2 separate regions of the Homo sapiens genome follow, and region 2 is linked to region 1. A link is a loop called in an ENCODE intact Hi-C map of the cell type or tissue named here. Cell type or tissue: ascending aorta. All regions are shown on one strand. Each heading gives the region's core, and the rest is flanking DNA. Links, peaks and the distances in the headings are about the cores only. Region 1 overlaps CCDC149 (coiled-coil domain containing 149). Region 2 has its middle 61 kb from the start of SOD3.

What was found. A loop is a pair of places that touch in the nucleus more often than their neighbours do. Peaks named below come from ENCODE experiments on the same cell type or tissue, not always from the same donor. Only the 100,000 strongest peaks of a DNase experiment are listed, where the experiment ranks them.
Region 2: it touches region 1 in a loop (4-fold over the local background); 3 of 110 quality-filtered maps call a loop at or near these places.

The regions. Positions count from the first base shown.
Region 1 is chr4:24,846,347-24,856,989 of GRCh38, reverse strand. CCDC149 (coiled-coil domain containing 149) reads left to right here. Exons shown (of 13, transcript NM_001395273.1): 4 at 3,811-3,918. Among named protein-coding and RNA genes, the nearest start is that of SOD3, 56 kb to the right of the region's middle. RefSeq lists enhancers at 1-57, 58-558. In ascending aorta, for the core only: no CTCF peak of the experiment used is centred there; DNase peaks (open chromatin) are centred at 4,639 and 6,139; H3K27ac peaks cover 6,729 bases.
Region 2 is chr4:24,729,599-24,740,241 of GRCh38, reverse strand. No RefSeq gene overlaps it. Among named protein-coding and RNA genes, the nearest start is that of SOD3, 61 kb to the left of the region's middle. RefSeq lists an enhancer at 9,445-9,945. In ascending aorta, for the core only: no CTCF peak of the experiment used is centred there; DNase peaks (open chromatin) are centred at 5,004 and 5,491; H3K27ac peaks cover 4,480 bases.

The DNA.
Region 1 (10,643 bases), core at 1,089-9,088:
GGGATGCTGAGATTCACCTGAATGTGCAGTTGGCAGCCAGCTCCCAGACCGAGCAAGCGCTGGGCTGCTCCTCCCGCTGCTCCCCAGGGACAGTCACTGCTGCCCAATGGCCTGGCCCTCCATCTGGTAGGGAGGGATTATGTTTGCTGCCAGGGAAAAGGATCAATGAGCTAATGTCTGGGGAATGTTCTGGAGTTCCGTGGAGGAAAGGCAGAGGCCGCCCACATGTGACACCTTGAGCTAAGGAAGGAGAGCTGTGGATGGAGAGGGGGAACCAGGAAACGAAAATCAAGAATTGAGTCATCTCTCGACTTCGCTGTAGTCCTTGTGGTCAGCCTGCTCTTGTGGCCTTGAGCTGCGCTTTCAAATGGAAGTTTTGAGATGTGATGGGGTGAGGGAGAGAGGGAAGCCTGTTTGCCTTTTCCCCTGTCTGGGACTTTTTCTCCAAGATATCTACAAGGCTCTCTCTCTCCTTTTTCAAGTCTTGATGTAAATGTGGCCTTCTCAGTGAAACCTTCTGCGGCCCTTTCTTCCAACACATTCTATTCCCTTTGCCTGCTTTATTTTTCTCTGCAGCATGTTATCATCTAGCACACGGATTCATTATATATTCTATTGTAATATAATGTAGTTAATGTAATGTCACCCATTCGATGTCAGTTTCTAAGGGCAAGGGTTTTGTCTGTATTGTTTGCTGCTGTATCTCCAGGTCTAAAACAGTGCCAGGCAGATGCCAGGTGCCCAATAAATATTTGTCAGATAAATGAATGAACAAATAATCAACAATAAAGGGGCAGGATTGCAAAGGAGTCAGCTGTGTCCAAGGAGAGGCCTTCGCTGCATTTACACAGCTCTGTTCACTGAGCGTTGGAGTAGCAACCACGGAGTGGGCACAGTTGAGGGAGGTAACCCACCTTTAGTGAGCCCACACATGATGCCAGGCACTGTGGTAGGCATTCTTTGTTCATTATTTAAAGATCAAATAACTATGTGTTGCTAGCTCTGTCTTACAGATGGGAGACCCAAGAGATTAAGAAACTCCTGTCATGTCACCCAACCCAGGAAGTGGCATGATCAGAATGCAGCCTCTTCTCTCTGATTCCTCCCATTTAGGGAAATTTCCAAAGGCAGTCATTTGTTCACAGTGTCTCATGTTTCTTTGCTTTCCTACCTACAAAATAGGTTTTGATTTTCCTCATCCATCACTAAATTTTTGTCTTAGGAGAACAGAAATCTGGGAAAATTAGAACTCAAATATTACAAGATGGGAGCTTTGCAAATAGGGGGCTGAAAAATTCGATGGAGTTACTGAGTAATGTTCTCAAATAAGTGAGTAGAGATCAGGGCTTGATTAAATCCAGCCAAAGGGGATGAATGTTTTTCTTTTTTTTCTTTTTTCTTCCTTTTTTTTTTTTGAGACAGAGTCTCTCTTTGTTGCCCAGGCTGGAGTTCAGTGGCATGATCTCAGCTCACTGAAACCTCCACCATCTCCACCATCCCAGTTCAAGGGATTCTCCCACCTCAGCCTCCACTGTAGCTGGGACTATAGGCATGTGCTACTATGCCTGGCTAATTTCTGTATTTTTTAGTAGAGACAGAGTTTCACCATGTTGGCTAGGCTGGTCTTGAACTCCTGACCTCAGGTGATCCACCCGTGTCGGCCTCCCGAAGGGCTGGGATTACAGGTGTGAGCCACGGCAGCTAGCCAGGGATGAATGATTTTCTATGCAAGTCTCCATGCCAGGCATTGGTTTCAGTCTTGGTACACTCTTATTATTCCTGATCTCTCCTAGGGAGAGTGCAACCTCCACACTCAGCTTATTGCCTCTTATTTTAAAAATAGTTATGGAGCATCTACTAGGTGCTTGGGAGAGGTCAGTAGAGACAACGAAGTTCCTTGCCCTTCATGGAACTTATGTTTTAGTAAGGAGAGGGAGACAAGGAGTCAACAGTAAGCAATGAACCATGAAGTAAATGATAACAGATGGCAAGTGCTCCAGAAAAAAAGGTAAGGTAGCACCGGGGAAGGTTTCAGTATTAAATCGATCGGTTAAGATGGACCCTGTTGAGACGGTGACCTTTGAGCAAGACTGAAGGAGGTGAGGAAGTGAACCAAGAGGCTCTCTGGAGGGAGAGCATTCTAAACAGAGAGAATAGGGCCCTGGCACTGAAATAGGATCATGCCTGGTCTGTGTGGGGGACCACAGGGAGGTGAGCATGAGGTGGGGAGACCTAGTAGGTAAGACAACAGGATATCCCAACAAATGGGATACGGGAGGTCAGCCAACATGTAATCGTTATCTTCTTTTCCCTTTAATTCTGTTTTTAGTACCCACCATAGTTACATATTCCCCAAAGTATTAGCATTGAAGTCTTTGGAAATTTAGCCATTCCAGTCGGGTTAGTTCCCTAACCTCTCTGGATTTGGGTTTCTTCAGCTGCAGCAGGAAGGGATTCTTTCATATTAAGATCATCTCTAATATCCCTCGTTTGACTCTCCTTGAATGATCCCCCCTTCCAGGAGGCCTGTTTGGATTGCTTACTTGCTTCCTTCCCTCCTTTCTTCATTTATTCATTATGAGCTTTTAAAACACTTGTCGGTACCTGAGCACTGTCTGGAACAACGCACATGGAAGCAGAGGAAGCAGAAAGCAGAGTCTCTGCCTTTCAGTAGTTTGCAGTCTCTTCCTGCTAAGGTTCAGTAAGAATGTGATAAGTCAGGTGAGAATTAGGGCAAGTCCATTAGCAAAGTAAGAATAGTATGGGAGAACAAGAAGCCATGTGAGCGAGGACTGTGAGTAAAAGACTGGAATAGGTAGCTAGATGGGCGGCCAGGAATCCCAGGTTCAGGAAATGTGGGTAAGGGGTGAGGATATGGTAAAAGGTGTCTGCATGCTCTGGGGAAAGGGACCATGAGGCTGTGAGATGGAGCCACACCAAAAGGGGAGGCTGGCTGATGGACTGGCCATGGAGACCGGAGGGACCTGGATCCCAACAGGAGGCAAATCTTAAGGAAAGGATGATGTCATGAAGATGGGAATGAAGGGCGATTATCCTGGCTATTTAGTACTATGTGAGGTAGAATAAGGAAATAAAGAAGGGGAAAACCAGCCCAGGAAACTGTTGCATTTCTTCTGGATCCTGATTTCAGAGATTGTTGCTCGTCACTGACTTCTTCTCTGGCCGCCCCCTAGAATTGTAATCAAAATTCTAGGCATTGAGGTCACACACGAAAGCTCATGAGACAACATATATTTGAAGAATAAGAAGCTATCCAAACAAGAAAATGAAACTTTTTCTATGTTGTTGGCCTGGCCCAAATTTTACAATTGAACTCTATGTCCTTTTTCCAGATTTTTAGTGATAAATTCTCTCTCTCTCTCTTTTTTTTTTTTTTTTTTTGAAATGGAGTCTTGCTCTGTCACCCAGGCTGGAGTGCAGTGGCACAATCTCAGCTTACTGCAACCTCCGCCTCCCGGGCTCAAGCAATTCTCCTGCCTCAGCCTCACAATTTTTTTTTGTTTAAGGCAAATAAGACTGACTCTTCCATTGCTTGTTCAAGTACCCTCTGTGAGCCATTCTGTAAACAAAGAATATCTCCAAATTGAGGTTCATGGCCAACTTCATTTTCCTGCGTGCCATTGTAGTGGTGTGATTCACACACTGGCTGCATTCATATATGTGTTTACTATAACGGGCTTTGTGTGGTTCAACTGGGGTTAGACACCAGCATCCACAAGCCCAATGAAGCCCTGCATTCATCCACTCCTCCATTTCTGATTGTATTTCATAATGTGTTGATATTTCTAGGCTAATCTTGCACAACTATTGAGAGATTCTCAGGACCGAAATAAACATCTGGGAGAAGAAATTAAAGAACTTCAGCAAAGGCTTGGAGAAGTCCAGGGCGACAACAAGGTACTGTGAGTATTTACAGGGAAGAAGCTCTGCTGCAACATTGTGCGTTCGAGGTTTATATATTGCACATCGGAAAAATGTAATGCAGCATTTGTTGAAAAGTTTGTTATAGATTTTTAAATTTATAATGAAAATTCGCAGTTTAGCGTATCTTACCTTTTTACATTCCCTTTGTGTGTGTGCATGCATGTATATGTGTGTTTCTCAGTGGCTCTAAAATATTGCCACAACCCATTGTGGAAGTTTCATTATGTTCAACTTAGTGGTGAATAACACTGTGGTTGAGGGCAAAATAAAACCCAAATGTTATACTTTCGCCCTTATATACAAATAATGGATTTGTGGCTCAGATGATTTGGAATTATTCACATTCGGTTTTGAATTTTAAGTAGTCATCCTACTAATTATGTTCTCATAACCAATTTATTTTATTGCTAAATTTGGCAATTTGTATGGAACATTGCTCAAAATCCACTGCTTGGTATTAATCAAACTCCCCTGTTGGCAACGTTAATTATAAAATATGAACTCATAAACTCCCAACTAAATGTGTGCACTCTCTCTCCCAGCTGAAGCTATGAACAAAAGTACAACTGAGAAAGGAAAGAAAAACTACCCAAGTTTAATTCTGTCCTCCCAAATCATTTCCTGTTTTGCCAAGATTGATTCATTTCCAACTCCTTGCCAGAGGTGGCTTTTGCAACAGAGATGGCTTTGAAAGTGGACTCAAGAAGACTATAGTGTGTGTGTGTGTGTGTGTGTGTGTGTGTGTGTGTGTGTGTGTATGGTGTGTTGGAGGGGAGCAGTTCTTGGGGAAATGTTTTTAGATGTTACCAAATTGCTTGACAAATGATGGTGACTTTCATCATTGCTGGGAGTTGTTGGTTATTAGAAGGAGCCATTATGAAAAATGCTCACTCTTTAAAATATGCATAGAATTGCCTGGGTCATCCAGAGAGCTCTTCCATAATAAGACTTCAGAGAGGATGCTGCATACTGCTGGCTTGAGAGTCCTGACTTGAGGGCATATAAACATCTAGTAAGCCTTCCTTACACAGCTTCTTCTCCACTTAACTGGCCTTAAATTTTTTTAACCTCTTGGATTTAACATAAATTTGAAAACTTAGGCTTTACTATTCCTAGTCATGAAATAGAAGGTGGGAAAGAATGTCCAGGAAAGGCTCTGATTAACACTGGACAAGCTAATCCAGCCGCTCGTGGTTTTATTCATCATTAAAAGGATTTAAACTCCGTAACCTAGGTGTTTGGTCAATAATTAAAGGACAGACCTTCTTACTCACTTCCTCAAGTGATAGCAGGAGGGCAAGATTTTCTAGAGAATAAAACAAAATGTATGCAATAGTTTTCTTTAAGCCCATGAAAATACTAGAGGAGTTTATAAACCCATGAAATACTGAAACATATTTAAGATGTGACTTTTGGATCTGTGACTCTTCTTGACTGACTGATAACATATTTTTTCTATTTTATTTCTTTTTTTTTCCTGAGCTGCTCCTCCCCTCAACTTTCCTAAATATGCTCCTGTCTCATCTTTTGGTCACTTTCAATTCTTTTGCCTTTTAGGTATGAGAATTTTAGGAATTGACGTTTGCAACTGACAGTTCATGGAAACAAAGAGAGAGCAGCCAGGCGTGGTGGCACGCGCTTGTAGTCCCAGCTACTCAGGAGGCTGAGGCCGGAGGATTGTTTGAGCCCAGAAGGTTGAGGCTACAGAGAACCATGATCATGCCAGTGCACTCTAGCATGGATGACAGAATGAGACCCCATCTCTTTCAAAAAGAAAGAAAAGAAAAGGAGGGCATGTGTGTGAGTGTGTTAGTGTGTGTGAGAGAGCATGTTTATGTGTGTAACACTGAGCACAGGTGGTCACAGTCTGAACTTTCTGATCTGCATGCTCTCTGAGTCTTTATTCCAGTACCTGGGCACATTTATCAAACTTTGTCTTCTCACCTTAGGTTTAGAATTTAGTGACTGCTATTCATGGCCTGTAAAGAAATTTGCCTGCCAAAAGGGGCAGGGGAAGATGTTCTATTGTTCAGCAAACCTCCCCATTTCAGTATCTGGCCTCTCTCCCTAAAAAAAAAAAAGTCTAACTGCAGTAAGCCCCAGAGATTCCATTTATTCTCATTTGCCTCTAAAGTTACAGGGCTGGTTTATTTTCAGGCTCATGTGAGTCATGATCATCCTTCCCCCAACCCCCACCAGAGGCCAGATTACTCATTCCATAATGGCACCAGGCTTTCTTGAGAACCTCAGAAGCCCCCGTTCCCAGGTAACTGTGACTGTGTGGTAGAGAATGAGTTAAACCTTCAATTTTTTTTGAATTAATTATGGCACTTTCTACTCCAACTCTTCCATCACTTTCTGCATTCAGTTCTACCTCCTGGTGCCTAGGCCTCCATGATCATGGTGTGCTAGGCCCCCATGATCTGACCCCTACTCATTTCTGCAGCCACATCCTTGCTCCTGGTCACCCTTACTTGAGCCCTGGAGCACTAATTTCAGCCCCTTTGCTGTGCTACACTGCCTGTGGCCACAGGACCTTTGTGCCTGCTGTTTGCTCAATCTGGAATACTCTTCCCCTTTACTTCCCCTGCAAGCTCTGCTCCTCTCCCAGGTCATAAGTCAAATGCAGCCTTCTCCAGCTCTTAGGTGTCAGTCCTGTGCAACCTGCAATGTCCTGCTCTGCCCCTCTGCTTCTCACTTGCGTGGCACCGACAGCCCCAAGGGGAAGCTCTTTGAGGGCCGAATTTCCATCTGTATCCTATAAATTAGCATTCTTAGTTCTTGATAGGTAGGTATTATATAATCTCTATTGAAGGAATGGAATGGAATAAATGAATGAATGAAATGAATGAATAAAGGGAACAAAAAGAAGAGCAAAATGATTCAAGGAAGAGTAAGAGAAAAAGAAAAAAAAAGTATGCAAGAAATAAACAGACCAACTACCATCTGGTTGTCATCAGTACTTTGTGGAGTAAGAAGTAGTTTAGAAATTTGGAGAAAGGAACCAGAAAAGCAAACTGTCCCAACAGAGGGGGGACTAACCCCAGATACATGTATTTGAGAAGCTTCTGTGGAGAGAGCAGAGGGTCAGTTGCTGAGCCTTGGGGGACAAGGGATAAGTGTCCTGCTCCTTGACTGGTTGAAGTCTGTTAAATTCAAGAATACTTAATAATTGCTGTTTTTGGACGCCTAACTCTGAGGCCAAACAGCAGGGCTGATGGCGTCATTTTATGAGTGACTGTTAAAGTGGAAGATTTTTATCTCTGAGTTGCCATTTTAACTGATGACCCTTATCTATATTTTGGGAAGCCCAGATTCTAGATGTTAAGTACGTTTGAAAAACAAGGTGATAGGAAATTACTTGCCTTGGATATTTTAGGGTAGACTAATTTTTCCATTTGTTCAGCTAGAGCCTTGTAACCCTATGGGCCATAAAGCATTTCCAAATAGCCTCCTGAAAGATTTGTTGCCACCCTGGCTTCCAAGCAGCTTAGCTCTCACATGGGGCAGGGGGCAGCGTTCTTGTGCCAACATGGGCGTCCTGTGATGGGGGGAGCCTGTGTGATTGATTACCTCCTGCTATCTCTGTCCAGTGCGCAGGAATTTCTTAGGCTCCCAAACTAACACAAACTTCCAAGCCAAACCAGATGAGAGATGTGAAAAGGGAAACCTACTGGATACCATCCCCTTCCTTAAAAATTACAGTTCTTAAAGATTAACAAGGTTAGAGGAGCCCTCTGGGAAAAGGAGGGCTCACAAAGCCACGCATTACCCTCGAAAAGCTTTGCACGTTGCCCAGGGCTCTCAGAGTGTCAGTCTATAAGGAATGAGGAAAGACTCAGGCAGTGCTGGGGCCACAGAGACAGTGGCAGCTCCCCTTGGTCTGCCGCAGAGGTTGGCCTGCTTCCTCTTCTGGGCGTTAAGAAAAGAGTGGATTCAGGGAAAGGGGATCAGGAGGAAAAAAGGGGTCTCGGAGAATTTAAGGATTAGTAGGTCAAACAGCAGAACTAGCAGAGGACATTGGAATCACAAAGACAGCAGTCCTTTCTTATCTGGGGGATACTTCCCAAGACCCCCAGTGGATGCCTGAAACCTGGGTTAGTGCAGCTCTCGGTTGCCATCAATCAGAGCCCATTTCTCTTCATGTCTTCTACCTACGAATGTAATGCCTTTTCCATCTTCACTGAGCACTTATGCACTGTGGCTGTAGCTTTTGTAGTTTGAGGTGCGGCAGCAAAACTAGCACAGATTTCTCTTTCCTTCTTGACAATTTCATGGATAGAAGATTGGTTCTTATTGCAGATCTTAGCAACCTCAGCATATGATTTTTTTTTTCCTTAAGTCGAGAACTTTCACCTTTTCACTTAAAAGAAGCAGTATGTGGCTTCTCTTTGGCATGTCCAAGTTGCCAGCATCACTGCTCTTGTGTTTGGGGTCATTATTTATTGTATTTATTTATTTATTTATTTATTTATTTGAGATGGAGTCTCACTCTGTCACCAGGCTGGAGCACAGTGGTGCAATCTCAGCTCACTGCAACCTCCGCCTCCCGGGTTCAAGCGATTCTCCTGCCTCAGCCTCCTGAGTAGCTGGGACTACAGGCACGCGCCACCACGCCCAGCTAATTTTTGTAGTTTTAGTAGAGACGGAGATTTACCATGTTAGCCAGGATGGTCTCGATCTCTTGACCTCATGATCCACCCACCTCGGCATCCCAAAGTGCTGGGATTACAGATGTTAGCACCGTGCCTGGCCGAGGCATTATTAAGTAAAATAAGGGTTCCTTAAACACAAGCACTGCAATACTGTGACAGTTGACCTGATACCTGAAATGGCTACTCAGTGACTAAGGGGTGGGTAGCGTAGACAGCATGGACCCTGGACAAAGGAAGGATTTGTATCTCTCCAGCAGGGCCAGGTGGGACAGACTGGGACACGAGATTTCATCATGCTACTCAGAATGGCATACGATATAAATCTTATGAATTTTTTATTTCTGGGATTTTCCATTTAATATTTCCAGACCACGGTTGACCTCAGGTAACTGATACCAAGGATTAGGGGGACTACTATACCCTGAGGTGTGCTCCTGAACCAGCTATTTGAAAGAAGCCTGACTTGTAACATTTTGCCAATGTCTGTGTGATAAATACTGGTACCATGACAAATGTCAGGTTACCAAAGTGAAGTCACTGAACTTGGAAATATTTGGACTCTAGGAAAAGATAGCTCCAGCCTGTCTCTGTGAAGTGGAGCAGTGTAGTGCAGCCCAAGAGGTCCACCTTTTAAGATTGTCAGACCCAGGTTTATGTTCTCGTTCTGCCAGTTATTGTCTGTGGCCTTTGGCAAGTCAGTTTTCTCTCCAGGCCTCAGTTTCCTCATCTGTAAAGTGGCAATAATAATGCCTCTCATCGAATTGTTTAATCATTTATTCACCACATCATTTAGTCCCCACATAATTGGGGACTTCCTACATGCTAATTAACTTTCTAGCATCTGAGGACACATCAAAGCAGCTGAGGACACATCAAAGGATAAGAAAGACAGGGTACTAGCTCCCATGGTACTGATATTCTAGTTGGGGAGTAGATAATAAGAAAATAAAATACGTAAGTAATTTCATCAGACAGTGCTTAGTCTGAGAAGAAAAGAGAACAGGACAATGAGATTTAATGATTTAGGGATGGACTTGCATGCAATATCGTTTGTAAAGGGTGTTGCATGGTGCATACCACCTAGCAAGCACTTAACAGAGGGTAAGTGTTGCTGTTGTCTTTAGCATAACATGCGCCCATATTGACTTAGAATCCACTTGTGCAAGAATTCCACCAGAAATCTTAAGATCTTCCTCTCTATTGATCAGCTATTTCCAGTGAACTAGATGTGTCCCCCCAAGTAGAGACAATGATCCTGGTGAGACACCTGGCATGTGGCAGATGGATCCCCAAAAGTCAGCCCTCCTGATCACCAGCCTCGACTTCGCCAGCATCAAGCATTATTGCTTTGGTGCCAAGCTCCTGGGAACTTTCTTGCATTTTGTGTGCTCCTTGTGGAATAAGCACCTAATAGGATATGCCAGAAGCGGCAATTCATGTTCCCACTGGGACAGATGGCAGTTGGTCTTCTTGTCTGTTTACTTTAAAGATTATGGTACTTTCATGCAGAGGACCAATAATACAGTGCGATGTATTCAAAAGCAAGGAAGTTTGCGGTAGGCAAATGCTCCTACCAATGTCACACATTTACACTTCCTGGGCCCCTGCTGGCAAATTTAAATTTAGCTGTTGTGATATTGCATAAACACAGGGTTTTGCCCTTAATAATGAGCTTTATGTTATACCAGCTGAAGGTCTTTAGGTACCTCTGTTTTATCTGTCATTGGTGCCGTGAAATGATAGAGACCTTCTGTGAACATACCTCTATTGACGTGGGACTTTTGGATGAATTTGGTGAGCAAACCAATTAAGATACAGCTACAGGCCAATAAAGACAGACCAATGAGTGTGCAAGTGACTAATTAAGGTACACTTCGTTAAAAAGGAGTGCTCAGCTGTGGATGTTTGTCATGGTCCAGGATGAGGGATCAGAGAGCTCTTTGGAAGCTGTTTCACTTTATGCTTCAAAAGGAGCAGAGAGATGTCCTAGCCTGCAAGAAACTGAAGTAAAGATGGCACTCTAATGAAAAGCTCTCGCCTTGG
Region 2 (10,643 bases), core at 1,204-9,203, 120 kb after region 1:
AGGCTATAGTTTTCCAACCCCTGTCCTGTATCACTTGAAGTATTTTCTTCCCCATATAAGGTATCAATGTTCTTTACTGTGAAAGTCATCAAAGAAATTATTATCTTTGATTAAAGACCCATGTCTGTGGAGCTGGGCGTTAGATGTCCACATATGCTATCCCAGCACTATTCATAATAGATAACATAATAGAAAATTGTATCATAAAAGATAACCCAAATAGCCAGAAGTAAGAAAACTATTAAGACAATTCTGATAAATCCAAATAATAGACTATTATGTAGCCATTTAAAATGTTTATGGAATTTTTAAATAAGATGCACATGTTTATAATATGTCAACTTTTACATGAGAATAAAAATAATACATATAAAATATAAACTATGTTTTAAAATTCATAGAGAAAAGCCTAAAAGGAAAAACATTAGTGACAGATCTGGGTGAAATTATGAATGATTTTTATTATCTTCTGAATATGTGTCTGTATTTTCTACAATTTCTACAGCAGACCTGTATTAATTTTAAAACAAATGCTGTATTGTTTTAGTGTAAAGAAAGTTTAAAAGATGGCATCCACAAAACAATCTGCATAAATCCACTTAACATCAAGGAACACTGAGCAGATGGACAATGGAAATGCTCGTTTAGTAACAGCACAATAATTCAGAATATCAAGTCAAACCAAAGCCATTTGTAACTTTAATTGGGGTATTGAAAAAACAAGTAATTAATAGTAAACAATATTTTAGAAAATATTTATTAACACTGGGGACTCTTATCAGAGTCACACGTAGTATGCTAGAGTTTTTCAGGGATTGTCTCAATTAATCTTTCCAAAAGCCCTCTAAGATAGGTACTGCTAATATAATCATCATCATCATCATCCCCATTTTATAGAGGAGAAAACTGAGGCTTATACTCTTAAGAACTTGGTTCAAGCTCTGTGTACCTAGAAAGTAATGGAGATTGGGTGCAAATCCAGGGAGATATGATGCCCAACTGAAGAAATTGAACTCTTATAGAACTTTAAAAATAACTATTAGAGGCATGGCATTTCAGGCCAGGCACAGTGGCTCACACCTGTAATCCCAGCACTTTGGGAGGCTGAGGCAGGTGGATCACCTGAGGTCAGGAATTCGAGACCAGCCCAACCAACATGGAGAAACCCTGTCTCTATTAAAAATACAAAATTAGCCAGGCATGGTGGCACATGCCTTTGATCCCATCTACTTGGGAGGCTGAAGCAGGAGAACCACTTGAACCCAGGAGGCGGAGGTTGCAGTGAGCTGAGATTGCGCCACTTCACTCCAGCCTGGGCAACAAGAGCAAAACTCCATCTCAAAAAAAAAAAAGAAGAAGAAGAAGCATGGTATTTCCATCAGGTGAGGTAGTAGTTTCAAGTGGGATTATTAATTAGTCACAGCAACAGTTCCCAACAGGATCTCTGTTTGCCAAAATTTGATCTAGCTGTCTTTATGTTCTAATCTCTGGAAAAGCAGCATTTCTTTAAAAATGCTCTCCAGTCAGACCTTTCACTGGTTTAGACACTGGTTCAGCCAAGAAATCATCATGCCTTCCTTCCAGCTCACCCCTTTGCATCCCTTCTGCTTCAGAATTACAGAGCTTGTATTTTCCAGCAATGCACTGCAGTAGTTGCAGTGGGAGGGCTTTGACTTTGGATGGCTTCCTCAGGAAGGCACACACTGGGCCCTATGAGCCATACTCCTTGTATTAGTCCATACTCACACTACTATAAATAATAACCCGAGACTAGATAATTTATGAAGAAAAGAGATTTAATTGACTCACAGTCCCACAGGCTGTACAGGAAGCATGGCTGGGAGGCCTCAGGAAACTTACAATCATGGCAGAAGGGTGAATGGGAAGCAAGGACATCCTCACATGGCAGCAGGAGAGAGAGAGCAAAGGGGGAAGCGCTACACACTTTTAAACAATGAGATCTCATGAGAACTCACTTACTATTGTGAGAATAGAAAGGGGGAAATCCACCCCCATGATCCAATCACCTTCCACTAGGTCCCTCCCTCAACACTGGGGATTACAATTCACCATGTGATTTGGGTAGGGGCACAGAGTCAAACCGTATCATTCCAGTCATTCCACCCCAGCCTCTCCCAAATCTCATGTCCTTCTGACATTTCAAAATGTGGCCGTCTTTTCACAGCATCACTAGGCAATACCCTAGTGAGGACTCTGGGCAGGGGCTCCAACCCCACATTTCCCCTATGCCTGCCTGAGTAGAGATTCTCCATGAGGGCTCTATCTCTACAGCAGACTTCTGCCTGGACATCCAGGCATTTCCATATATCCTCCGAAATCTAGGTGGAGGCTCTCAAATCTCAACTCTTGCCTTCTGTGCACCTGCAGGTCCAACACCACATGGAAGCCACCAAGCCTTGGGGCTTGTGCCCTCTGAAACAACAGCCCAAGCTGTACCTTGGCCCCTTCCAGCCATGACTGGAGCTGGAGCAGGTGGGATGCAGAGCACCATGTCCTGAGAGTATACAGAGCCATGAGTCCCTGGCCCTGGCCCACTAAACCACTTTTTACTCCTAGGTCTCCAGGCCTGTGAAAGGAGGGGCTGCCACAAAGGTCTCTGAAATGCCCTGGAGGCATTTTCCCCATTTTCTTGGCTATTAACATTCAGCTCTTTTTTACTTATGCAAATTTCTACAGCCTTAAATTCCTCCCTAGAAAGTGGGTTTTTCTTTTCTACCACATGGTTGGGCTGCGAATTTTCCAAACTTTTACGTTCTGCTTCCTTTTTAAATACAAGTTCTGGTTTCAGGTCATTTCTTTGTTTATGCAAATGAGCATAGGCTTTTAGAAGCAGCCAGACCACATCTTGAATGCTTTGCTGCTTAGTAATTTTTTCTGCGAGATACCCTAAATCATCTCCCTCAACTTCAAAGTTCCACAGACCTCTAGAGCAGGGTCACAATGCCGCCAGTCTCTTTGCTAATGCATAGCAAGAGTGAACTTTACTCCACTTCTCGATAAGTTTCTTGTCTCCACCTGAGACCACCTCAGCCTGGACTTCCCTGTCCTTATCACCATCAGCATTTTGGTCACAACCATTCAACAAGTCTAGGAAGTTCAAAACATTCCCTCATCTTCCTATCTTCTTTTGAGCCTTCCAAACTATTCCAACCTCTGCCCATTACCCAGTTCCAACATCACTTCCACATTTTCACATATCTTTATAGCAATACCCCACTTCTGTGGTACCAATTTTCTGTATTAGTCCATTCTTGCACTGCTATAAAGAAGTACCTGAAACTGGGTAACGTATAGATAAAAGAGGTTTAATTGACTCACAGTTCCACAGGCCATACAGAAGGCATGGCTACGGAGGCCTCAGGAAACTTACAATCATGGAAGATGGTGAAGGGGAAGCCAGCATGTCCTACATGGCTGGAGCAGGAGGAAGAGAAAGTGAAGAGGGAAGTGCCACACACTTTTTTTTTTTTTGAGATGCAGTCTCACTCTGTCACCCAGGTTGGAGTGCAGTGGTGCTATCTCTGCGCACTGCAACCTCTGCCTCCTAGGTTCACACCATTCTTCTGCCTCAGCAGCCTCCTGAGCAGCTGGGACTACAGGCGTCTGCCACCATGTCTGGCTAATTTTTTTGTATTTTTAGTGGAGACGGGGTTTCACCATGTTAGCCAGGGTGGTCTCGATCTCCTGACCTCGTGATCTGCCCATTTGGGCCTCCCAAAGTGCTGGGATTACAGGCGCCACACACTTTTAAACAACCAGATCTCATGAGAACTCACTATCTCAAGAACAGCAAGAGGGTAATCTGCCCCATGATCCAATCACCTCCCACAAGGTCCCTCCCCCAACACTGGGGATTACAATTCAACATTAGATTTGGGTTTGACACAGAGCCAAACCATATCACTCTTCACGTGTACTTGTCACGCTGACTTCTCTCGCCTTGCTCCAACAGGCCCTGCTGCCTCCTACTGGAGGCATTTGCATTTGCTGTTCCTTCAGCCTACAATAGCTGTTTCCAAAATCTTCTAATGGCTGACTCTTCATCATTCAGGTCTCAGCTCTAACGTTACCATCCAGAGAGCCCTCCATGCTATCCGTATCTAAAATTGCCCCCCATCCTCCACCCAGCATGAGCAATTCCATTCTTGTTATTTGATGCATTTTTTTCTTCATAGCACTGCACCTGTTTGTAACCCTCTCGTTAATTTTTAAATGTGTGTTGTTTATGCCCTCCATTAGAATATTAGTTCTTTGTGGACAAAAACCCAGCATGCAGTTTTTGCTACAGTCCCTGTTCCTGGCACCTAGGAAGGCCTCAGTAAAGATTTACTGAGTAAGGCCAGGCTTGGTGGCTCATGCCTGTAATCCTAGAACTTTGGGAGGCTGAGGTGGGCAGATCACTTGAGGTAAGGAGTTCGAAACCAGCCTAGCCAACATAGTGAAACCCCATCTCTACTAAAAATACAAAAATTAGCTGGGTATGGTGGTGTGTGCCTGTAATCCCAGCTACTCAGGAGGCTGAGGCAGGAGAATCTCTTGAACCCAGGAGGCGGAGGTTGCAATGAACTGAGATCACACCACTGTACTCCAGCCTGGGCAACAAGAGCAAAACTCCATCTCAAACAAACAAACAAAAAAAGATTAACTGAGTAAATGATCCCATTTAATTTTCCCAAAAAACTCATAAAGCAAATGCTGCTCTACAGTTGAGGGAACTCAAGCTGAGAGAAGTTAAACAATTTCCCAGGTCACACAGCTAAAACCTGGGAAGGACAGGGGTTTGAAGCCAGGGTTTGTCTACCTCCCATTATTTTAACCACCTTCTATTTAGCCCATTGATGACAAGGAGATTCTCTCCCTAGGGCTATAGGAATAGCTGAACATGAGACGCCTAACACTGGACAGCTGAGATCAGCAGCAGTTTACTAGTGACATATACTCACACCCAAAGAGAAGAATTGCTGCACCATGCAGGGCCACACGGGGGGGTGCAATTGAGAGCAGAGTGAACCATAAGAGGTTGTGGAAGGCAGGTTGTGTAGTATCAAGAGGGTGGGGTCCTCCTTGGTTCCCACGAGAGGATAGATTGGCTTGTTTAGATAATTCTGCAGACTAGCAGAGAACTGAAACTGGCTACTCAGGGATAAGCAAGAGCTACACCTGGCTCATTTAACAAGAAGGGTCCTTTGGCCACGGGACTCTGTGGGACTCTAGAGTGGGAATGGGAACTTGTGATTAGGCATTTGAGACCCTCCCAATATTACCGGATGTCAAGGTACAGATAATATTAGACCTTAATTTTAAGTTTTACACCACCCCATATTAGAAACCACATGAATACTAAAAGAGAAAACAGGAGGACTTGTAGTAAGGAGATGAAGTAGAAGTGGCCTTTCAATAAGGCAGCCTAAAAATAGACTCAGCCAGCATCCCTCAAGAAAATGCATGGTTCTTTCCAAATGCCTTGCAATCTTCCAGAAATTCTTTCTTATTTCAACAATACTGCAAAATTGGCAAGGCTGGTCTCTCTGGGAAGAACCTCAAGGGCAATATTTTAGGGCATTTGAGCTCACGAGGATGATAGAAGATGGCTGACTTGCATCCTGCAACTGGTTCAACACCTACCCATAATACCAATGGGTTTTGCTAGTATGGTTTTAAACACCCATAAAAATCAAGCTTTATTGATGGGGAAAACATAATATCTTCCTGGAAGTGGGCCCTGCTTTGTGCAAAGAGAGTACACACAATGTTCCAAATATAGATAACTGACCCAGGAGTCCTCTGGGGCTACTGTGGCCTCAGACATAAACACAATGGAAGAACTCGTTAAAAGCAGCGTGATTGGCATCTAAGTCATGTCACTCTTGCCTGCATTTTAGATACTTAGTTGTGTCAAATATCGAATTACTTTCATCTGTGTGGGATGAAGAGCTGTTTGAAGCTCTTGCTCATTTTGCTTTGGGCATGCGTGTGTTGTTGTTATTGTGATGTTCTCTTCATCTCTTTGAGATTGAATTCTTTCTGCACTTTTACACATCCATGCAAAAGAGAGGAAGTGAGCATTGAGGCCGACAGTCCTCTGACTGGCTGGGGAGATGTGCAACCTTTTTAAATGCATTGCTTGGAGATGTATCTCCTATGTGCCTTTCCTCCCCACCTAAGTGTGCACATGTGCACACACCACACATACACACACACGCACACAGCTGTGCACTAATGCCACAGACAGTCTGGGTCGAACCTACCTTTGCCACTTGCCACCTCCCTCTTTCACCCCTGCCGTAGAGAATATTTGCAGACATTTCAGTGTCTTCACCTCCTGACAGTCTTCTGTTTGGAATGCTTTTCCCCGCCACTCTCCTCTCTCCTTCACCTGCCATCTCACCCTCTTTCACTGGTTGACTCACACTCACCCTTCAGAGCTCACTTCCACACAGAGGTACACATTTTAGTTAGAACCCTGCATTTCCCCTTTGTCATCCTCTGTGTTTGGAGGCTGCCCTGGGCCTGCACACAGCAGCCCCTTCAGCTACAATATGGAACGTTGTCAGACGACAGGGGCAAGACCACTGCACCAGCCAGGAGGGTTGCACCTGTTCATTTCTTTCTTTTTTTTTTTTTTTTTTTGAAGCAGAGTCCAGCTCTGTTGCCCAGGCTGGAGTGCAGTGGCACAATCTCGGCTCACTGCAACCTCTACCTCCTGGCTTCAAGCAATTCTCTGCCTCAGCCTCCAGAGTAGCTGGGATTACAGGTGCCCACGACCACGCCCGGCTAATTTTTTGTATTTTTAGTAGAGACGGGATTTCACCATCTTGGCCAGGCTCGTCTTGAACTCCTGACCTCGTGATCCACCCACCTCGGCCTCCCAAAGTGCTGGGACCACAGGCATGAGTCACTGCGCCCGGCTGCACCTGTCCATTTCTTTCCCTGAATTGTTCTCAAATTGGTCTTCTTCCTTTCAACGCTGTTTCCTGCCCATTTCAGATCACCATTGATATCCCATAAAATACGTTAGCCGCCTTTTAACTGGCCCTGCCTCAAGGGATCTGATGAGGCAAGCGGCACAATCTTTTGCCTTGGGCTTCATTCCTGGATTCTGTACTATAGAGGGCCCAGCTCTGGCTCTCAGAGCTCTTGGGTCTCAGCTGCACCCCTCCCTATGGAACAAGGAGTCTGCAGGCTAAAGGAACGTTCCCAACAAAGCCCTATCTGGTCCTCCACCTGCAGACGGTTCCAGATTAGAATGCAGACACCCAGGACCCTGCATTACTGATATTCCAGCCCTGAGCCAATTCTGGGCCTGCACAGGACTCCTCCCCTGAAGGTGGAGCCACTGCTAGTGTCCACACTACCAGGCCTTGAAGTGTGGTCAAGGGGTAGCAGTTTCCCTGGGAGTGGGATGTGGAGGGAGACTGGACATAGGATGGTGGAAACACACACCTGCCCAAGTCGGGAGAATCTGGGGAGGGAAGAGACAAGAAGCAGGCAGCAGGCTGTAGGCCCTGCAGATGTGAGGACAGGCTGAGGTTGCTCCCTGTCTTGAATCCTCAAGGACTCCCTAGTCCTTTCAGGAAATAATGCAAACCCCTTAGCATTGATATAAGGCCCCGAGGGAGCTTTCCCCTTCTGTACTTCTCCAACTTCAACCATGTCTCACAGTTTTCTTTCAAATTCTCATTCCAGACCCACTGAACAATTTGCATGCCCTTAGCAAATAATTGATCCTATTTTATCGTGACTCCTTTACTTTCTGGGCCCACTTTTCCCCACTAGACTGTGTGCTTCTTATCATGTCTTGTCCTCCGCAGATGTCTCCCCAGCATCCAGGATTGGGCTTGGCACGCAGTAGACTTCTGGGAAATACGGTATATTGGGGGAGGGGAGAAAGCAGGAAAGGGCCAAAAGAGCTGTGTTTCTGCCTGTAGGATTTGTACCTCTGAACCTCTGAGAGCAACCCCAGGCCACTTGGCAACACTTTGGGATGCTTCTAAGAGCCCTTAGACTTAGTTGAGTTCAGGAAGAGGGGAAAATGTGAGCGAGAAGAACATAGAATAAGTAACAAGAAATATTTGTATGGAGATAATGATGAGAAACAAGCCTTCATGAGAAATTATTCCAGAATCAGAAGCTGCAGTTCCCACCCTGGCTCTGCCAGGAGCTTGATGTGTGGACTCTAGTTCAGGGCATTGCCTGGGGGCCCAAGTTCTGAACTACCTTAAGCTCTGGATGTGGGACACTGCTGTGCACACTATATTAAGAGATGCAGAAATATATTTTAGGTAGATTAAAAACATACAAAAACAATTTCAGAATTATTTTGCTGTCTGCTGCCACCATTGCTTTTTTCATTTAGAGAAGGCATGTTCCTGATATAACCCTAGATTGAGGCATCCATAGACAGGTGCATTATTTCACTCCTGGTTCCACCACTTATCATCTATGTCAGAGGTCAGCAAACATTTTCTGTAAAGAGTCAGATAGGAAATACGTTAAGTTTTGCAAGCCTATGCTTCTCAACTCTGCCTTTGCAGTGCAAAGGTGGCCACAGACAATGCAGAACTGAATGGACATGGTTGTGTTTCAATAAAACTTTATTTACACAAACAGACAGTGGGTCGGATTTGGTCCACTGGCCATAGTATGCAAACCCCTGATCTCTATGATCTCCAGCATCTCAAACCTTATCTGAAAAATAAAATGGGATATGATATCTGCCTCTGCAGAAGATAAAGAAATGTTATATGAAATTATTTTGAAAACTAGAATGAACTAAAGCACTAGCAAAGTATACATTATTAGTAATAGCAGTAATGTTACTATGCTATAGTTAGTCTCATTAATAAATCACATTTGTTAAGTACCCACTATATACTAGCTGCATTGTATTGATGATATTACTCAATCTTCACAAAGATCTTGCAAAAGAAAATGGTTACAAACATACAGATGAGGAAACTGAGGCTCAGAGGCTGTGACTCAAGGGTTACATAGGAAGTCAGAGGTAGGACTGAATTCTAATAACAGTTCCTGGATCCAAAATAGTGACCTCAAAAAAAATATATAATGTGTTAAGGATGTAAATAACAGATATATATAGATGAGTACATGGCTGCCAACAGATGGGCCGCTGTTGCATTTAGTCAGTGGGATAAGATCAGGTAACTTTCTTGTTGCTATCAAGTGACAGACACCCCATGCTTGCCATGGTATTTGGGTGCTGGACACTCTTCCCTGGTGGAAAAAGGCCTTTCCTGGCAGGGTCCCAGATTGAAATCCTAAACGAAGCAAGCTACCCGTGATGGGCTGTGTCAGTGTTGGAGGGCTGGCCATCTCTGCAAGGGATTGTCTGAGTCACAAGGCAGCCCTCCAGAACTTTCTGGGCCTGCCCAAAGCCAGGCCTGCCTCGGCCCCACAGGGAGGCGTGAGCAGCCGGCGCCACTTGAACGCCGAGTCTCCTGCTTCGAGGAGGCCAGATTTAGCAATCTGTCACACACAGCCCGCCTCATTGTGGCACTGGGCTCCAAGAGGCTGGCAGCGCGGGCAAGCAGAAAAGCATCTGTCGGCATGCCACACAGACAGGGATTAGAGAGGATGGGGGAGGATAATTATGGCATTTGCTTTCCTGTAAAGTGTATGTCAGGAGGAAAGGATTAAGCTAATTGAAGAAATCTCCAGCACTTACGTCAAAGGTGGTTGAAAAGCGATTGCTTTATCTTGCATCTCACCTGCTTCTGAGAGCCTGGCTCAAGGAGGCCTACCCACATCTCCACTTTGTCCCCAGCAACTCTTTGCAGAAATAGTTTGAGTTGGCGTTAGCCATTCTGCAAAGGAGAGAGGAGCTAAAAATAAGAGCATGTGAAGGATGCTCCCCACCTTTTTTTTTTTTAATTTCCAAAGCTCACACCAAGTTTCTCAGAGAAAGATGGAAAGCTGATTTTCCTGAGGTTTACATATTTGTGTACGTGTGACAGGTGAAATAAATGGCACCTGTATTGCACGTACTACACGGGGACAGGTGGCAGCCGCCCTCAAACTCTATCTCTTTTTCATCTCTCTGGAACATTAGCTTATGCTCCTGAGGGCCAGGCTGCATGCAAAGAGAAAGCTCGGGCTTCAGGATCATTTATCATCACTCTCCCCCGTGCAAAACCCAAACATCTCCAAACCCAAAACCAACGGAAAAAGGCAGGAATAGTCTTTTGTCTTCTGTCATCCAGATGGAACTTGGTTTTTGAGTTCCAGGTGACAGGTATTGGAGTTGCTGTGGTAATGAATTTGGAAAGGAAGTAAATAGATTTCCTCTTTCTTTTAATTCCAAATATTATACTACATTTACACAAATATGACTTGCCCAGTGGACTATCGTTTTTCAAAGAATAAGATACCACATCTGGAAAACATAGTTGGCTGCCTAATTTTTGCCATAATGCATCTTTAGACTGCTTAGAAAACGGATTGCCAGAGAAATCTTAGAAATATTTGTTCTAGTGATTAGGACCAGAAAGCTGGCTCCATTCTCTGTCGCTTTCTAGCTCTCTGACTTTGGGTGAGTTATTTCAACTCACTTTGATTTCTTCATTTGTGATAGCTCAAGAAAAGCATCTGGCATATAGTAGGGA